Linked DNA regions of Homo sapiens: region 1 is linked to region 2. Evidence: chromatin contacts called from ENCODE Hi-C data. All regions are on one chromosome and are shown on one strand. The core of a region is the stretch at or near the end of the contact, and the rest is flanking DNA. Distances in the headings are between cores, read along the strand shown.

Evidence for each region. A loop is a pair of places that touch in the nucleus more often than their neighbours do. Pooled maps may share reads with other maps.
Region 1: a loop to region 2 is called in a map of CD14-positive monocyte, with 2.3 times the contacts of the local background. The contact joins two enhancer-like sites. A Hi-C loop is called at or near these places in 1 of 168 maps with a recorded cell type or tissue (CD14-positive monocyte) and 1 of 50 pooled maps.

The regions. Positions count from the first base shown.
Region 1 is chr21:39,003,201-39,006,957 of GRCh38, reverse strand. It overlaps LINC02940 (long intergenic non-protein coding RNA 2940), which reads left to right. Exons shown (of 7, transcript XR_007067867.1): 3 at 174-1,298. Among named protein-coding and RNA genes, the nearest start is that of LINC02940, 14 kb to the left of the region's middle. Within about 2 kb of position 2,062, at least 26 of the 41 ENCODE cell types and tissues checked have a DNase peak (open chromatin) inside an H3K27ac peak, as active enhancers do; they include CD14-positive monocyte, where a contact is called at or near this core.
Region 2 is chr21:38,470,984-38,475,192 of GRCh38, reverse strand. All of the region lies in intron 1 of ERG (ETS transcription factor ERG), which reads left to right. Among named protein-coding and RNA genes, the nearest start is that of ERG, 25 kb to the left of the region's middle. Within about 2 kb of position 2,197, at least 3 of the 41 ENCODE cell types and tissues checked have a DNase peak (open chromatin) inside an H3K27ac peak, as active enhancers do; they include CD14-positive monocyte, where a contact is called at or near this core.

The sequences.
Region 1 (3,757 bases), core at 813-3,312, 530 kb before region 2:
TGGCGTGAGTTTTCCTGTTATTCTATTCTGTTGGCTAGCTCCTAAATTTAGATTAGGTTAAAAAAAGAAATGTTTCAAGTACAAAGTGAGTTGAGCAGTCCCCTGGGGCAGCTAGCTGTGCTGTGGAGATGCACACAGCTTGAACTGACTCGATATTCTTTTTTTTTCATCAGGTGTCATCTTGCTGGAGGGCAGAAGGATTCCCTGGAACCTGGGGGCCAGCAGGACAGAGGAAACAGAAAGTACATGACCGATGATGTCTTTCGACCACAGAAAGGGCTGGAAGAAGCAGGGGACCTACTGTTTGAATAAACCCAGTGGAAAAACAGAAGCCCCATTTCATACTTGACTCAGCTCTTCAAGTTTAAATCTTGAATCTCCTCAACTACACGGAACAGTGTCTCTCCCAAGTCATCTGACACCCACTCTGTTCTCTGGATCATTCCTTCCTAGAGAACGTTGCTCTTGGAGGGCTGTGATCTGCTCTCACCCACTTGCCTTTCTGACCCACTGAGTGCATCTCAACAGTCACTTGGGGTGATCCGATCTGACCAGGAAGGGTTGGGTGGCTCGTGGAGCTTGGGAAGCACTCTCACTGTGGCGGTCCCCATTGGTGGTCATGGGGTTGCCACAGTGAGCTACGTTTCTACCCTCATCTCTCTATATGTTACCGTGGAATCTCTGACTGAGGACCCATGGGCTCACCCAATGTGATAAAGTCCTGAAGCTCAGCCGGGACGTCCGACCCCAGCTGCAGGACTTTCCAATAGACAGATGCATAGAACTTGAGAAGAAATCGACTTAGAAACCTGAAGTTGGAAAACTGGTTGCCTGACATTCTGTGCAAGACTGAATCTCTGAGAAATGAAGGCTGTGTAACTTTGGGACCATGTCTTTTCCAGCCTACATAGACCCCCAGGAAACTTTGCAGTTGTTCCCCAAGTATGGATGGAGTCAAACTTGATGTCCTTTCATCCCCCCATCCCATCCACTAATCCATATCCTTTGGAAATTTTAGAGTGCCGGGCCTCATGTAAATACACCAAAAACAATTTAAGTCATTTATGTTCTACTAAGCCAAGAGTTCTTTAGCGGTGGAAGAAGATGGGGTCTTACACGAATGGAAGGGTCTTGGCTATTTGCGTCGGTATCAACAGAAGGACTAGACGCTTGCACTAAAAGAAAAAGCTGAGGGATGGGGGCAGGAAGCGGGAAGCTGGGACCCAAGCCCCACCTTCCTGAGTTGGAAGGTGACAGGTAGACTCCTGCTTGTTTGCCAGAGAGGCCTGGCAGAGGAGGTGAGTACACGACATTGCTAAGTGGATTGAGTAATGTCCCCCGCAAATTCATGTCTAACCAGAACCTCAGAATGTGGCTTTATTTAGAAGCAGGGTCTTTGCAGATGTTAAGTCAAGATGAGGTCATAGTGAATTAGAGTGGCCCCAAATCCAATGCCTGCTCTCCTTCTAGGAAGGGGAGAGAGACACAGGGAGAAGGCCGCGTGAAGCTAGAGGCAGAGATGAGGGCGGTGCAGCCACGGCCAAAGAATGCCGAGGATGGTGGCTGGGACAGGCAGGGAAGGTTCCTCCCTGAGCCTTCAGGGGAGCGTGGCCCTGCCACTGCCTTGTTGCCAGACTTCTGCCCTCCAGAACTATGAAAGGATAAATTTCTGTTGTTTCAAGAACAAAAGAATTAACACCTAGTTTGTGGTCATTTTTATAGCAGCCCTAGGAAATGCATACAGCTGGGGAGACCTTCTTCCAGGGACCTGCCTCTGAAAGCATAAAAGCAAGTGCCTTCCAGCATCTGGCAGGGTGATGGCCCAGCCTCGGCACTCCCCCACCCTCCTGCCAATCCCCCTGCCCCCCCGGGCCCCCCGCCTCCCCCCCCCCCCCGCCCGCTTCCTGCTCAAGGCTCTGTGGCTGCTGGCAAGGCCTCTGTAGGGAATAGGTTCAAGAGGAGGCCTGGCGTGGTGTCGGCCCATGGTCCATGCTGGACAGACAGCTTGGCTTACTGCGGTGGCCTTTTTCCTCTTTGTGAGCGTGTGCTGGAGAGAGAAAGGCAAGGGAGGAAGTAGAGGAGGCCGGGTCTGCAGAGCTGAGGAAACCGATGTAAACACTCTGAGAAACAGCCACTCAGCGGGTGTGAGAGTTGGCCTGAATGCCGTGGACAGGGCTCTACGGAGGGGGCTGGAGTGGGAGACCTTCGTCGTCACAGCTCTGCCCCTCACTATGTGACCCAAACAGGGTACACTTCCCAGCTGCCTCAGTCTCCTCATCTGAGGAATGGGCTGATTCACACAATATCACATCCGAGGGTGTGCTGAGGATGTCATACACATATCCCTGGCAAGGCTGCTGGGAGGACAGAGTGAGTGAGCAGGTGCAAGACTATTGTCTCTCTGGTCCGTGCTGTAAAACAGTAGCTGCTAGAGGATTGCAGTGATATTGTCGTTTCCTTAGTAACAGATGTTGCTGTTTGGGAAATTCCTACAGCCAACGGCCAAGCTCCTGGCATTTAATGCTGGTGTCTCCAAAGATTGGTTCTCATCTCTTGAGGGCTTGTTTTTAATGAGGGCACACTCGTGCCCCCAGAGCATGCAGGTTGATGTCACACGCAGCCCTGAATCACACTGTGGTACCGAATCACACTGTGGTACCACGTTTCCCTGACGTAAAGCTAGGAGAGGAACGATGTGACCATCCCAAATGTTCCAGTCACCCTGACCTTTAACCCTGGATTCTAAGAAGGCTCCAGATGTTTTTTGTGGTTAGAGCTCCCAGAAAATGACTCCTTCCTCTATGAGACATTATCTGATGACAAGAAGATTCTGAGCAATGTGGGGGAGTGAGAATATTTTCATAATATCTGCCATTAGAATGACTTAGAAATGGAAGACCCAGGTTCAGAAATTAGGATCCCATGCACACTGTACTCTTGTGAGGAGGTGCAGAAGTTATCTCTTCCCTTGGTAATCCTCTTTCTTAGAACTCGGATATTTATCAACCACCTAACTGGCTGCTTGAAGGATGGACACCTTTTTTTGTTTTGCAAAGAAAGGAAGTTGCAAAAGGTCACAAAGCAACTCCATATCCTTTGGAAATTTTAGAGTGCCAGGCTTCATGTAGATAAACCGAAAACAATTTAAGTCTTTTATGTTGTACTAAGTCAAGAGTTCTTTAGCAGTGGAAGAAGATGGGGTCTTACATGAATGGAAGGGTCTCGGCTATTTGCATTGGTATCAAGAGAAGGACTAGATGCTTGCTCTAAAAGAAAAAGCTGAGGGATGGGGACAGGAAGCGGGGAGCAAATCTGAGACTGAATAAATGTAAATAAAAGAGCTAAGATTGTTGAGCAGGTGCTAGGAGCTGGGTCAGATTTTATTCCCAAGAAATCTTAATTATTCTGCCTCCTCCTAGATAGGGAACGTGTTGCTTACCTTTGCATCCACACCTGGCTCGCACCAACCATGCAACCAATAATTGTTCATCTGATGAAGGTTGTCAAAGGCTTGGACAACCCTTCAGTAACTCTTTAAGGGAAACCACCCACCCATTTCATCTTATCGGCTTGGCTTTCAGTATTTATCATGTCAGTGACTCTTTATCCCAGACCCGAGGTTGATTTTGGTCACCTGGCGGGGTCATTAGAGCCGTGATGTCATCACACACCTGGCCCAGCTGGTTGGGACTGGGGCTTCGATGCTGTATGTGCGACCAGGCTTGTTAGGCTCAGCAGAGAGCTGGCATCCTGGCCA
Region 2 (4,209 bases), core at 948-3,447:
CTCTAGTTTCTCATATGTTGACTTATTTTTGCAGTCGTTTCAGTTCTAGGCCATTTGGTGCATTATGTTCCGCGTTTATGGGCATGCGCTTTGGAACCAGGCAGCTGGCTTAGAATTCTGGTGCATTAACTGGCAAGATGCTCTAGGCAACTTATTTAATTTTTGGAGTCTCAGTTTTCCTCATCTTTAAAATGGGCATAATGGTAGCTAGTGTGCAGGTTAGATGCATTAATTCACATGTGCATGTCTTTTAGAGCCGCCACGCTGTGATCACGTTATTAAATGTTAGATGTTATCAGGAAGGTCCTATATTGTCTACGATGCTTCACTTTCTTTGATTCATCTGTTTCACTGAGAAAAGTGAGATAAATTATCATTAATCTAGAGACATTTTTGTAGGCTAAAGGCTTCTTATCACAACGTTTTCTCCAAAAAATAACGAACAGACAAAAAAAAAAAAATGGAGCCAAGTCTTTCACCGTATTTGTTTGTTTATACAAGGGCTATATAGTCACCACCTTCCATACAGGTAGGAGTCTCATGACTTTTTGGTGACCCTTTCAGAGCAAGGGTTATTTCTGCCCCACAGGCATCATTTGACTTAGTGAGATTTTCAACACACCCTCAAAGCACATGTTTTTTAGGGCAAAGAGTTGAGGAGAAGAGAGGCAGGGTGAAAGTCTGAGCCTTTGGTGCAGCACCTCTGCTGGCTTCTGAGACTCTGTGTCACCCAGGGGTGGGAGGACAGTTCTCTCCAGGGCACTCATCAGGACCCTGCTGCCTGTGGTCATGAGACAAGGAGATCATGTGTCACAAAGGCACTCAACATGCAGAGGCGGTGTCGCCTGTCACCTGGAGGGGCTGCACGCAATGAACTTCCAGTCTCCATGTGACCTCCCACTTCTTGGCTTTCCTACTGAGGAATTTGCCATTTCCTGTCGAGAAGTCCAGGGTATACAGGAGCAGTAAATGCCGTGGAGAGGGTGGGGGCGGGAGAACCACAGGAAGTCCTCAGATATGACCATTTGGGTTGGTGGAGTCGGGACCAACAATGGGTTTTACCTCTCACAGTTAAACTCCATTGATGATGCACAGTTGACAAGAATTGCCCCTCCAAGATCTCATTGCTGTTTCTGGGAAGTAAACGCTCCTTAAAAGATTTACTTGTGAGTAAACTTCTAACCACTCTTCTTTAGCTGTCTAAGGAAAAAAAAGTCAGTTGGCTCATGTTTTCCAACTTACTTCCTATTATATACACACATACATATACACACACATACACACATATACAACACTTACACACACATACGCTCACACATACACATGCATACATACGCAAACATGTACACATACACATGCATACGTACGCAAACATGTACACATACACACACACACACATATATATATTTATGCCTGTTTAGATCCAAAATCACACACTTTATATAGATAAAACTTAAGTGAACTTTAATATCTGTACCATACATTTAACTTCATTTCACAAAATAGTAATATGTCCAAACCACGTCTTTCAAAAAAAATTTTCCCTCTCTCAATTATTTTCTCTGAGATTACAAAGGATATCTTCTCCTAGGATTTGTAAATGCATCTTAATTTTTGATGCTCCCAGATTTGAGTCAATTTCCCCTACGTGAAGTGAGGATTAAGTTTGAATCATTATTATTTCACCACTCTCTGGTATCTAAAATAATTATTTTTTTCTTATTTAAAATTGTCTTTAAAAAACAGCTTTGTATATATATATATATGTATATATATAATTGAATGCAAGGTCATATTAAGATTTAAAACCATGGGCTCAGTTTCTGAAAGAGCAATGAAAAGCTGGACAAGATAAAGGAAAGAATTCACTAAAGACAGAGGATCCCACGGAAGCTTCGCCTGCCTAGGCAGAGTGTGGGTAATATCCAGATGAGGCTGAAGTGATGTGAGTCAAATTTGGGAATTTATTTGACCTGGCTGAGCTCCTGTGCCCTTTTGACGTGTCTCTAAGCCTTTTTTTTTTTTTTTTTTTTGAGCGCATCCTCCATTTCATTTTGAAGTATGTATTTGTAGACGGTTTTATGCTGTGAAAATGAAAACTTGCTACACCTCAGAACTACGTCTCAGAAGGCAGCGGACTGGTCTTGCAGGTCCCGGAAGTTCTGCCCCGCAGTGCCTGCTGCCTGCCTCATGCCGGGTCTGCAGGCGGGGAGCCGAGGTCAGCCGAGGAGCCAAGCTCAAGGGCCGAGATGGGCTGCAAAACTCATTTCCTCCAGGCCCTGCTGGGGCTCCTTGAAATGGAAAAATAAAAAAGTCAGGCCCAGCATGCACCAAGACAGGGCAGACAAACGACAAGACTGCAGGTCTGAGCTCCAAGCGCACGAATTGCCCACGTGCAGCCATTTTCTGCTTTGAGCGTCATGGAAAAGAGAAACTTAGTAGCTGAGACACGTTTCTTCCCCTTCTCCTGTGATTTGGGAATGCCCTTTTCCAAACGTTCATTTTCTTTTTTCTCCCTCCTGACTCTCAGGGCTTCATGTTCCTTATCGTAGAGTGTAGCTGCCCTGTGGAGGCCTGCGCAATGTGATGAGCTCAGCGGGGGTAACCAATATTGCCACCTCACGTGGGAGCCTCACCACTCTTAGGACGTGTTTTCAGGGGAGAGTTAGAGTTTTAGAAGTTACAAATACCACACTCGCAAGCAAACTTTGGGGACACAACCTCTGTCTTTATCTCTAAACTGGTGATCCTAAAATATGTCCCGTATACTATGTGGAGTGGCATGGAGGAGCAAATGAGACGGTAATTGAAGGGTGTTTATTAAATTATAAAGTGCCCAGCGTATAATCCCGTCATTGACTTTACATAATGGCTAGTGTAACACCCATTGCATAGAGTGCTGGCATGCAGTATTTTCTATGAGTGACTTAAGGTGGCATACAATAATAGTGCACCGTTTCATGCCTTCCTTCCTTCCTTCCTTTCTTTCATTCTTTCTTTCTTTCTTTCTACAATGATTTTACATCTGGTATGTGCCAGGAGTTGTTCTAGGTTCTGGGAAAACAGTCTCTGCCCTCCTGGGTTTTACATTCTGGTGTATCTTTTGTTTCAGGTAATACTCAAATCAACAAATGCCCGCATTCAGGCTCATCATACACGCTATACGATCAAATGAAGCAGCATATGGAATAGAGATCAACAGGGGAGGGGGAAGCTTTTGGAGGGAGGATCCAGTGATCTCATAAAGATCTTGTCTGAGCCTGTTAGTTCTGAGGTGTGTTTTGGACATTGAAAAACCTGAAAGTAATTAACCTTCCCAATCTAAACCGTATTTTCCACAAATAGGTTTGTTGGATACTAGTATTTTCACGTGTAATTAGAAAAGGAATTACTTTCCATTATTAACAAATAGATGTGACTTTGACTCATGTTCATTTTTTTTGGCCACAAATTCTCAGACTTTTGATCTTAATGGTCAAGTGCAGGTAAGAGGAAATGAAACAAAATTAAGCAATGATTTGAATACATTTTCTCCCTTGTAGAAGACTAATTATAGTTTGGTCATTGAGTAATTTTCTCAGCTGCTTAGGATCTTTAATTAGGTTTGATATTCACTATGAATGTGTGGCAGGGTTTCTTGGGAAAGTAGAGACGGGATAAAACATAAATGATTTATGTAACTGGATATGTCCCAGAGTGAATGAGACTTTGGTCTCAAGAACTGTTCCAGTGGTTTGTCGTTCTTTGATGAGCTCCGTAAGTGTTGCTCTTCTCAACAGAAGGTTGAATTTTAGGTGAACAGCCTTTCCTGATTGTGTAGATCTGGACCACAGTTTGAAGGTGCCCCTCCCTCTCCCTCTGATTGCCAGAGAACCCCTGCATTATCACAGCAACCCAAGTCACCCCACGTATTCCCAAACACCCATCTGCTCAGGACAGAAGAGGCATTGCCTCTAGTTGAGAACCAAGAAGTGGTCATTTCCTTAAAAGCTTTGTCTTGTCTTATTTTAATATTTAAATCAAATGACAGAACTGTTTATCTATTTTTATCACTAAACTCCATAGTCCAATTTTCGTCTTCATACAAATTAACATGTTTTTACAAAATCTCTAATCTTATGCACTGCTCACTGGCAACCTCTGTGGTGAACTAAACCGTAATGAATAATAGGCCAGAGAGCCAATGCAGCCTAGGTTGCCTAGAGGACA